Regions from separate parts of the Homo sapiens genome. Here region 2 is linked to region 1. A link is an interaction called in ENCODE POLR2A ChIA-PET data of the cell type or tissue named here. Cell type or tissue: GM12878. All regions are shown on one strand. Links, peaks and the distances in the headings refer to the core of each region. The heading gives the core; the rest is flanking DNA. Region 1 overlaps METTL8 (methyltransferase 8, tRNA N3-cytidine). Region 2 has its middle 21 kb from the start of TLK1.

Evidence for each region. ChIA-PET counts read pairs that join two places held together with the same protein. Peaks named below come from ENCODE experiments on the same cell type or tissue, not always from the same donor. Only the 100,000 strongest peaks of a DNase experiment are listed, where the experiment ranks them.
Region 2: POLR2A ChIA-PET joins it to region 1 with 5 read pairs; 5 of 35 experiments call an interaction of 5 or more read pairs at or near these places.

The regions. Positions count from the first base shown.
Region 1 is chr2:171,315,451-171,319,847 of GRCh38, reverse strand. It overlaps METTL8 (methyltransferase 8, tRNA N3-cytidine), which reads left to right. Exons shown (of 10, transcript NM_001321154.2): 10 at 1-4,102. Among named protein-coding and RNA genes, the nearest start is that of METTL8, 120 kb to the left of the region's middle. RefSeq lists enhancers at 1-698, 1,177-1,276, 2,004-2,063, 3,166-3,988 and silencers at 1,286-1,488, 2,795-3,089. In GM12878, for the core only: no CTCF peak of the experiment used is centred there; DNase peaks (open chromatin) are centred at 397, 547, 1,136 and 1,987; H3K4me3 peaks cover 1,312 bases; H3K27ac peaks cover 3,725 bases.
Region 2 is chr2:171,179,222-171,183,618 of GRCh38, reverse strand. It overlaps a transcript of TLK1 not described here. Among named protein-coding and RNA genes, the nearest start is that of TLK1, 21 kb to the right of the region's middle. In GM12878, for the core only: no CTCF peak of the experiment used is centred there; no DNase peak of the experiment used is centred there; H3K27ac peaks cover 1,195 bases.

The DNA of each region.
Region 1 (4,397 bases), core at 276-4,275:
CACCCTTCATTTTTTTCTCCATTTCTAAAAATTCACTTTTGAGCATCGTCCAAATGTAAAAATTCTCACACATGAGGAACTGTTTCCGAAGGTTGTGAGAAAGTCAAGATAACAGTTTCTATTATTAAAAGTTTTGCATTCGGTATGACACATTTGCCTGTATTGAAACACCCATTTAACATTGACTTCTGAGAACTTATTTGCTTTGCCTCTCTCGATTCCATATGCTTTGTCTACAAATTGTGAACACGTCCCGGTTTCTACCCGTGTGTGATTCTAAGTCGTTGCTGTACTCTAGCTTGTACGTGAAAATTCACCCATATGCAGATAGCTGCCCTCTTGGAGGCAAAACTTAAAGCTATCAGAACCATCTGGATTGTTAAACCCCAAAACTTCCAACTCATCAAAGTCCTGAAGCCTGAATAGATCACACATTGTTACTTCTAATTGGTTTTGATGTTTGTTATGCTCCTCACAAGTGCAGATAACTTCACATTTGCATCACTAATCGACCTCTTTCAAAGCCTCTGCTCCTCCTGCTTCCTGCCTCTGTTAGTCATCAGGAGACTTAGTGTTGGCGTGGGTATTTTCCCCGCTTGTGAAAGTGCATTGTCAATTCTAGAGCATTAAATATATGTGAGGTATTGTTATTAATCTACAAGGCAGTACACACAGTATTCCAGCAACAGTGACTTTTTCAAAGGTTTTATGAGACATTGTAAGAAAGACAGTATCTTTCCATGGAAAAAAGTGTTGCCTCAGAGTCAAACAGGAAGCATGGGTCCTAGTTCCTATTGAACTGCTTAGCTACTCTTAATTTAGCTCTGAATGCTAGATTTTGTGTATACTATACACATTATTTAATCCTCAAACTCCTAGGAATTCATTTTGATGATAACCATTTACAGAAGAGATGTTGGGTAACTTGCTCAGGATACCACATCTAGTAAGTAGCAGAGTCACAACTCGGACCCAGAACTCTCTGATTCCAAAACCTCTACTTGCTGCTCTTGTAATGGATGGGCCCAAATGCTGCTGGGAAAGGCACCAGGGAAGAAAGAGCTTTCTGAGTCAAGCAGAAAACGATAGCAGTGGAGAGGAGTTTGTTTCAGACGACCTTCAAGGTTATGGCTCATTCTAGATCCAATCATTCTAGCAAATAAGTAGGTTACACTTGTCCACAATTACAAATTGGAAAAGAAGAGAAGGAAAGGAACTGAGAGGAATGACAAAGCAAAAAGCTTTCAATCAGTTCTTTTCAGCATTCTGCTTCTGCCTAGTTCTGCACTCGCCCCACCCCCTCAGGCTTCAGCCTTCCACTTGGCATCCCTCCTCGCAGAGCACTCTCACTTGCATACTCCTCGCTTAAAGAAAAAAAGCATTCTGTACTGCAGTGGGGAAAAAAAACCCTTAAAATGTCTTCAAAAGGATTCAGCTCTAGGGTAATGTAAAATATGTGAAATCAGGAGGTGTCCATAATAAAATATGAGTGAAAACATCGTTATTTAAAACATTGTATGTACATTAATGCCACATTAATACCAATTCAGGCATGAAATGTTGAGCATTTCTTGGAATACGGTTTCTTGGAATATGGTTGGGGATTTGAGAGGCGCAAAGGTACCCGCAAGATGGCTTTGGTGTAGTTATAAATATAAATAGAAGTAAAATAACAGTTGCATCTTCATTTATAATGAATCTATATTGTGGCCTCAAAGCTACAGAGAAAAGTGGATGCCAAAATCTGTCTTTCATTAACATATGTCTTAAATGACAAGGAAGAGGTGTTGAAGATAAAATTACTTTTTCCTATGAGTATGAATCAGCAACATGCAGTAACAAGCAAGTAATAATAGTTCTGCGTGTGAGTGCCTACAGAGGGTAAGAAAAATAGCATCAGATTGAAAAAGCAAGTGCACCTGCAGAAGGGACCCAGGAGGCTGCAGAGCACAGCTCCCTTGAGCATCATCTCAAAGTGTCTCAGAGCACAGTGACCCTAATTCTGGCAAGTCAGGTTGGCATGAGATGGATGGAGCACACTGAAATCTCCAGATGGTCAGACAGCCCACCCTCAGCTGCCCCTGGAGCTCGGCAAAGGCAAGCTACAAGGCACTGCTACTTGGCCAAGAGTTTAAAACAACAGCTTCTGATTCTACAGTGTCTGTGGTTTCACAACCACTTAACCTTAAGTAAGGAACAGCTAGAGTTAGCTGAATGAATAAATACACGTTAACGTTACATAAAGAGGGAAAAAAAGCAATACTTGAGCACATAGACTTCAAATAGTGTCCAGCTAGCTGTGTCCTTGGCATCCCAGTGATCTGGGTCTTTATCTTTGATTTTCTCCAGCAGGTAGGCACTGAGTAGATCCAGGGCCCAGGGCGGGAAATGCTTCTGTATCAGATGTTACCTATCAAATAAAATGAGCCTTTGATTGCCTCCTAAAGCTCCAGCATCGTCTTTCCTAGTTGGGCTGATGAGGTTTGGTCCAGAAAAATGGAATTTTGTTATGCTTATAAAAATTATTTGGCCAAATATTTTCAATCCATTGCTCCTAGTTCATTGCAGAAAACGCAGAAATTAATTTTTTCCTCAGTTAACCTTTATATATCAAGTGTTGGTTGTTTCAAAAAACACTGGAGGACAGTCACCCTTTGGGCTTTTAAGGCTTTTCCGCTGGAAGCAAGCACTAAACCTGTGTGACTTCCTAAAATTAGCAATGAGCCCGCTGCTGAGTCCACTGCATTAGTGGGGCTTTTTTGTTTTTTGTTTTTAATGCTCTGTACTTAGCACAAGCAACACTATGTAATTGCTGCCTCATTTCTCTCACCTTCTGCCTCCTGAGAGCAACTTGTGTTCCTCCTGAGGCAGTCCTGCTAAACAGAATGCTTGGCGTAAAGAATGCGATCGCTCTCCTTACATCTTTAGTTGTGCCCTGCTCCCTCAGGTGAGCAGAGACATATCCCCCTAAGCAGCATTTGGCACTCGCACTGAAAATTGCCTGAAAGAGAATGGCTGAAATTGCCAGTATCACATGCTGCATTGAAACAAGAAAGAAATTTCTGCCTCCAAGGATAATTGCTTTTCTCATTGCTCATACTTTTTCTTTCGCAGCCCTCATTTATTTTAATATTTATATCTTTACTTTGACTTTCTACAAGATATTTTTTAAGTTTCTTTTTAATCCAAATGAAAGATGAAATTCAGGATCCCAAAAAGCAAGGAAGATCTATCCTTTCCATGAATATATTCTTAATCCACCACTCTCTGAGATGTCTCTTCATTTGCAGCTTTGTTTCTTAATAGAACACCTGGGCTCTGGAGATTAGTGAGACAAAGCTTCATTATAATCTTCCTTGTTTTACTCACATTTCTTCCATGCTTTCTCTCCCTAACTCACTCTCCAGGTGCTTCTTTCTCTTGCCAAATAGTGCAAGGAAATACTTTTGCAGATCTTTTGTTTACTTTAGGAAAAAACCATGGATCCAGGCTTCCCCATTCAGCACTGCTGCTCATTTCCTGACTGGCCTTTACAGTTTGGCTCAGTAGCAACTTGGGGACTTGTTTTCTACCCACAGGAAAGGAGCTGGGTGCCCGGCAGCCCCATGCCGGCATGAGAATTAAGTCCTGCTCATTCCCTGGATAAGCAAGCTGACGTTTTCCTCATAGATTTTCTTTTCCATTTCTCAAAGCTTTATTGCATACTCATTTAGCTTTGACTTTTAAAAAGACATTTTAATAGTGTTGTTTTTCCTCCAAGCATGTGCAAAAGCTGATCATGTGCACGAGGAAGCTCTCGAGAATAAAGAATTACCTCTTTGCTGTTTTTCACCTACTACGTCACACACTACACAACACACCCAGGGCTTACCCCTACTCCAGTGTCATTGGCAAGTGCCTGGCCTGGTATAGGAGGAACTGTGACACCAGAGGAATTTGGCTTGGGTTACCTCACTTTCTAGGTTCCCAAGATTCCCAAGTTAAGGAAGCTTTGGTTATTACATAGTTGAACATTTTCTTATTTCATGTAAGTTTTGTAAATCTTCTGTGATTTCTTCTCCTCTTTGGCACATTTACATTAAATTTTATTCTAGTTATGTAACTGTATAGTATAATTATGTTTATATATGGATATAAATTGCTCTGTTCATCCTACTTTGGGGAATTTATTCATAGTTTGCTATGAGGTCAGTAACTTTCCGAAGAGACAGGCTTTCTAAACTTGAAGCCTATACTTTTATATATTAATGCATTTTTTTTTACATTAGAAGATAGTTAACCTAAGAAAGTTGAATGATAAGTAGAATGAAAGTAGAAAGCACTGACTGACAAAACAAAGATCTTCAGTACATCAGGGATGAGTGTTGTCTTTCTTAAGGACTTAATCTGTAATATAA
Region 2 (4,397 bases), core at 267-4,266, 140 kb after region 1:
AACAGGCAAGCACCAGACTAGAAGACAATATTTGCAACATATACATATATAATAGACAGATAATATCCATAGTATATAAAGAGTATCAAAAAATCAATGAAGAATAAAACCAACCAGATAGGAAAGTAGACAAAGGATAAAACAGATGATTTAGAAAAGAAAAAATAAAAGTAACTAATAAACAGAGAGTAAGAAAGCTAAACCTCTTTCACTATCAGGGAGTATTAGGAATTTCTACATATGTGGTAAATCTTTAAAGAAAAGCAAGGAAATGATAAGATATATTCAGGATATATCTTATCCAGTTTAGAGTTATCTGTGGATGGAGAGGAACACCCACAGCTTTAACATTATTGGGAGCTTTAACATTATTGACAAATTTTCTGTTTCTCAAACTTAGTAGTAAATTCATAGATGTTCATTTTTATTTTTAAATGTCATTAATGTACATATATTACACTTATTCTTTTTTGTATATGTAATGTATCATGATTTTTAATATGGAAAAACAGGTTTTTAAACTTCATTTTCAGACAACTTATTTGAAACAACTTCAAACTTACAGAAAAATTGCAAGAATTATACAAATAACCCCCATAAACTGTTTGTCCTGAGACCCTATTCAAGTTTGTCCAGCGTCACAATAATGTTCTTTCTTTCTTTCTTTCTTTCTTTCTTTCTTTTTTTTTTTTTTTTGGAGTCAGGGTTTTGACCTGTCACCCAGGCTGGAGTACAGTGGCATAATCATAGCTCTCTGCATCCTTGACCTCCTGGGCTCGAGCAAACCTTCCTGCCTCAACCTCTGGATGAGCTGGGACTACAGGGATGTCCCCACCATACCTGGCTAATTTTTTAATTTTTTGTTGTGATAGGGTCTCACTGTGTTGTCCAGGCTGGTCTCATACTCCTGGGCTCAAGCAATCTTCCCGCCTCAGCCCCTCAAAGTGTTGGGATTACTGGTGTGAGCTACTGTGCCTGGCCTCAGTATATTCTTTTTGCTATAAAGCAAAAGGATACATTCCATGTTTTGTACCCAGTTATCATGTCTCTCTAGTCTCCCACCCTGAAATAGTTCTTCAGTATTTCCTTGTTTTCCATGGCCTTGTAGAATGTCTCTCAGTTTAGACTTATCTGAAGTGTGCTTTTGATTTGACTTAGATCCTGCTGGAACATCATAGAAGTGAAGCTAATTTCTTACTGCATTCTAATAAGTAGCCCACAATGTCAGTATGTCCCATTTCTGGTGGTATTAATTTGATCAGTTGATTAAGATGGTATATGCCAGGTTTCTGAGAAATTATTCTTCTATTCCTTTGTAATTAATAAGAATTTGGGGGAAAGTACTTTGAGACCGTGTAAAATTCTCTTCCTCATTCTACTTTCACCCACTAAATTAGCATCCATTGAGGCTTTTTCTCAATTTTTATTATGCTGATTGCCAAAAAGTGATTTTCTAATTCCATCTACATTTGTTAGCACAGACAGTGTGATTTCCATATGGCCCTATTCCCAGAGATAGTCATCACTAGCATTCCTTTTTGATAGTCTGATGGGGATTTTTCTCTACATGCTCAGGTATAGGAGTGAAAAGCCACTGGTTGGATCGACCCAGAGTAGGTTCAGTAAGTGATCTTTCAAAGGAGTAAACAAGTTAATTGTCTTGGCAAGAGTAGGATCGAAGAGATGGATTGTGGGGCGTAGCTGGATAAGGAAGGAAGTAAAGCCAGAGGCAGCTGACAGATTAGGAGGAGATGGAGAGAGAGAAGGACTGCCGTAGTTTGAATGCTCTACCCCTTCGAATCTCACATTGAAATTTGATCCCTAATGTTGGAGGTGGGACCTAATGGGAGGTGTTTGGGTCATGAGAGTGGATCCTTCAAGAAGAGATTAAAGTTTAGAGAGGAATAGGTTATTGCTCTATTAGGTCCCTTAAGAGCTGGCTATTAAAAAGAGCCAGGTGCCTCTCCCTCTCCTTGCTTCCTTTCTTGCCACGTGATCTCTGCACACAACAGTTCCCCTTCGCTTTCCACCATGGGTGGAAGCAGCCTGAGGCTCTTACCAGAAGCAGATGCTGACACCATGCTTCTTGTATGGACTGCAGAACCAGGAGCCAAATAAACCTTTTCTTTATAAATTACCCACCCTCAGGCATTCCTTTAGAGCAACACAAAATGGACTGAGATGAGGACGTAGAAACTCTTTGATGCTAATATGTTAGAAGGGAAGCTTTAGGATGTACAAAAAAATTAGATCACTTAGGTCCTGGCTTGGTTTTTTACTTTGGATTTCTCAGATGCTTCAGAGTCTTTATATGGACACCTCATTGATGAAGCACATGGAATGATTCATACCAATCGAAGTTAAGAAACAAGTTTCACTGTTTCACTTGTGAGTGTGACAATTTTGGGGTCTTGGTGATGGTGTTTTACAACTACCAACTTTGAAGTTTTGTTTCAAGATCATTAAAGAAACATTGAATTTTGTTTCAGCTACTGTTTCTCTCAATGAGACATTAATTCTTCCAGCTTCTGTTGAAAGATCAGAACAAATGGCAAACCTTTATTGTTTTTGTTCATTATACAAACAGAAACTTTCTTGTGCTCAAAGCTTTTTACAGAATGAATCTGTTCTAACTTTAACTCCTCAACCATTATTATCAGAGTTAATCATATTTTAAAGCCCCAAGTCTCTGAACTTTTTAACATTTGCATTAGACCTATAGTTTTACTTCTCATGAAAAGTCATCTTCTCCAGCTTTGAACATTATGCTAAAGTAAAAAAAAAAAAAAAAAAAAGCATCCTCTTAACATTATTTGTATGCCCATATAGTCCTAACATGTCAAGTGACTCATTTGCAGAATTTACATGACTGAAAATGTAGTCTCAAATCAGTGTCTCAGTAACAGTCACTCATTTTAAAGCCAATGCAGAAAAACCTCCTGGACTACTGAAACTTTGTAACATCAGCACAAAGCTTCACACAGAGCAAATACAAACTACTTCAGAACTCTGGAAAGAGTCATTCTAACCTATGGCACTGAAGATGCACTGAATTATCCAATGCAATAAAAAGTATATATAAAATTTAATAGTCATCAGTGTAAAAGGCCATAATACTTGAAGTAGTTAAAACATGTTGTAGTCTTCTCGGTTCTGACAGTTCCTCTTTTGTTTCCAGGAATCATAAGGAGAAAACAATTGGTCTCCTTACTTTGTAGCACTCCCATGTTGCTAATCTGTGATTTCAATTATCCATACTCAAGAAGAGAGATATCAATATGGGTAAAACAACTGATAATATGCTAAGTCTTCCCTTCCTATCAGATTAGGACCTGAATTTTGATGACAAATACTGCCTATTGAGACGCAGGGACCCGGGGGGCAATTTTTTTTTTTTAGACAAAGTCTCGCTCTCGCTCTCGCTCTGTCATCCAGGCCAGAGCCAGAGTGCAGTGGCCCCGAGTAGCTGGGATTATAGACGTCCACCCCCATGCCTGGCTAATTTTTTTTTTTTTTTTTTTTTTGAGACAGAGTCTCACTCTATCACCCAGGCTGGAGTGCAGTCGTGAGATCTCAGCTCACTGCAACTTCTGGCCCCCAGGTTCCAGTGATTCTTGTGCTTCAGCCTCCAGAGTAGCTGGCATTACAGCCACATGCCACCACACCCAGCTAGTTTTTTTTATTTTTAGTAGAAATGGGGTTTCACCATATTGGCCAGGCTTGTCTTGAACTCCTGACCTCAAGTGATCCACCAGCCTTGGCCTCTCAAAGTGTTGGGATTGCAGGTGTGAGCCACCATGCCCGGCCTAATTTTTGTGTTTTTAGTAGAGACGGGGTTTTATCATGTTGGCCAGGCTGGTCTTGAACCCCTGACCTCAAGTGATCACCCGGCCTTGGCCTCCCAAAGTGCTGGGATTACAGGTATGAGCCACTGCACCCGGCTGCTCCTGCTCCTTAATGTCTCCTTTACTTACTCCTTATTTGTGAATAATGAAATTGATAAATAGAACAAATACTGTCTGCTTGATTGTCAGACCAAAAACTACTTCCTTTTTCTCTTCTTCGCTTACTCCTTCTCTTCTCATAAAAGGAATATAAGGAGCTAACTGCTTAAATGTCAGACTCATAGCAATAAAGAGCCTATCATGTTTCAAAACCTCTGAAAGCTCTCTAGAGGACAAATAGGGGGCATTGGGGAATCCACACCTTCTCTAACTTTTTTCTTCTCTTAGCCAAGATTCCAATTCATGTCTGTCTGATTCTCTTAACTGCTAGATTATGAAAAATTAGGTCTTTGAAATGAGAATGAGAAAGAAAAAAATGTCATCATGTATATTTATTTCATTTGGGAATAAAAGGGTGCCCTGTAATTTAGAATAAGAGACAGGGATGACTCA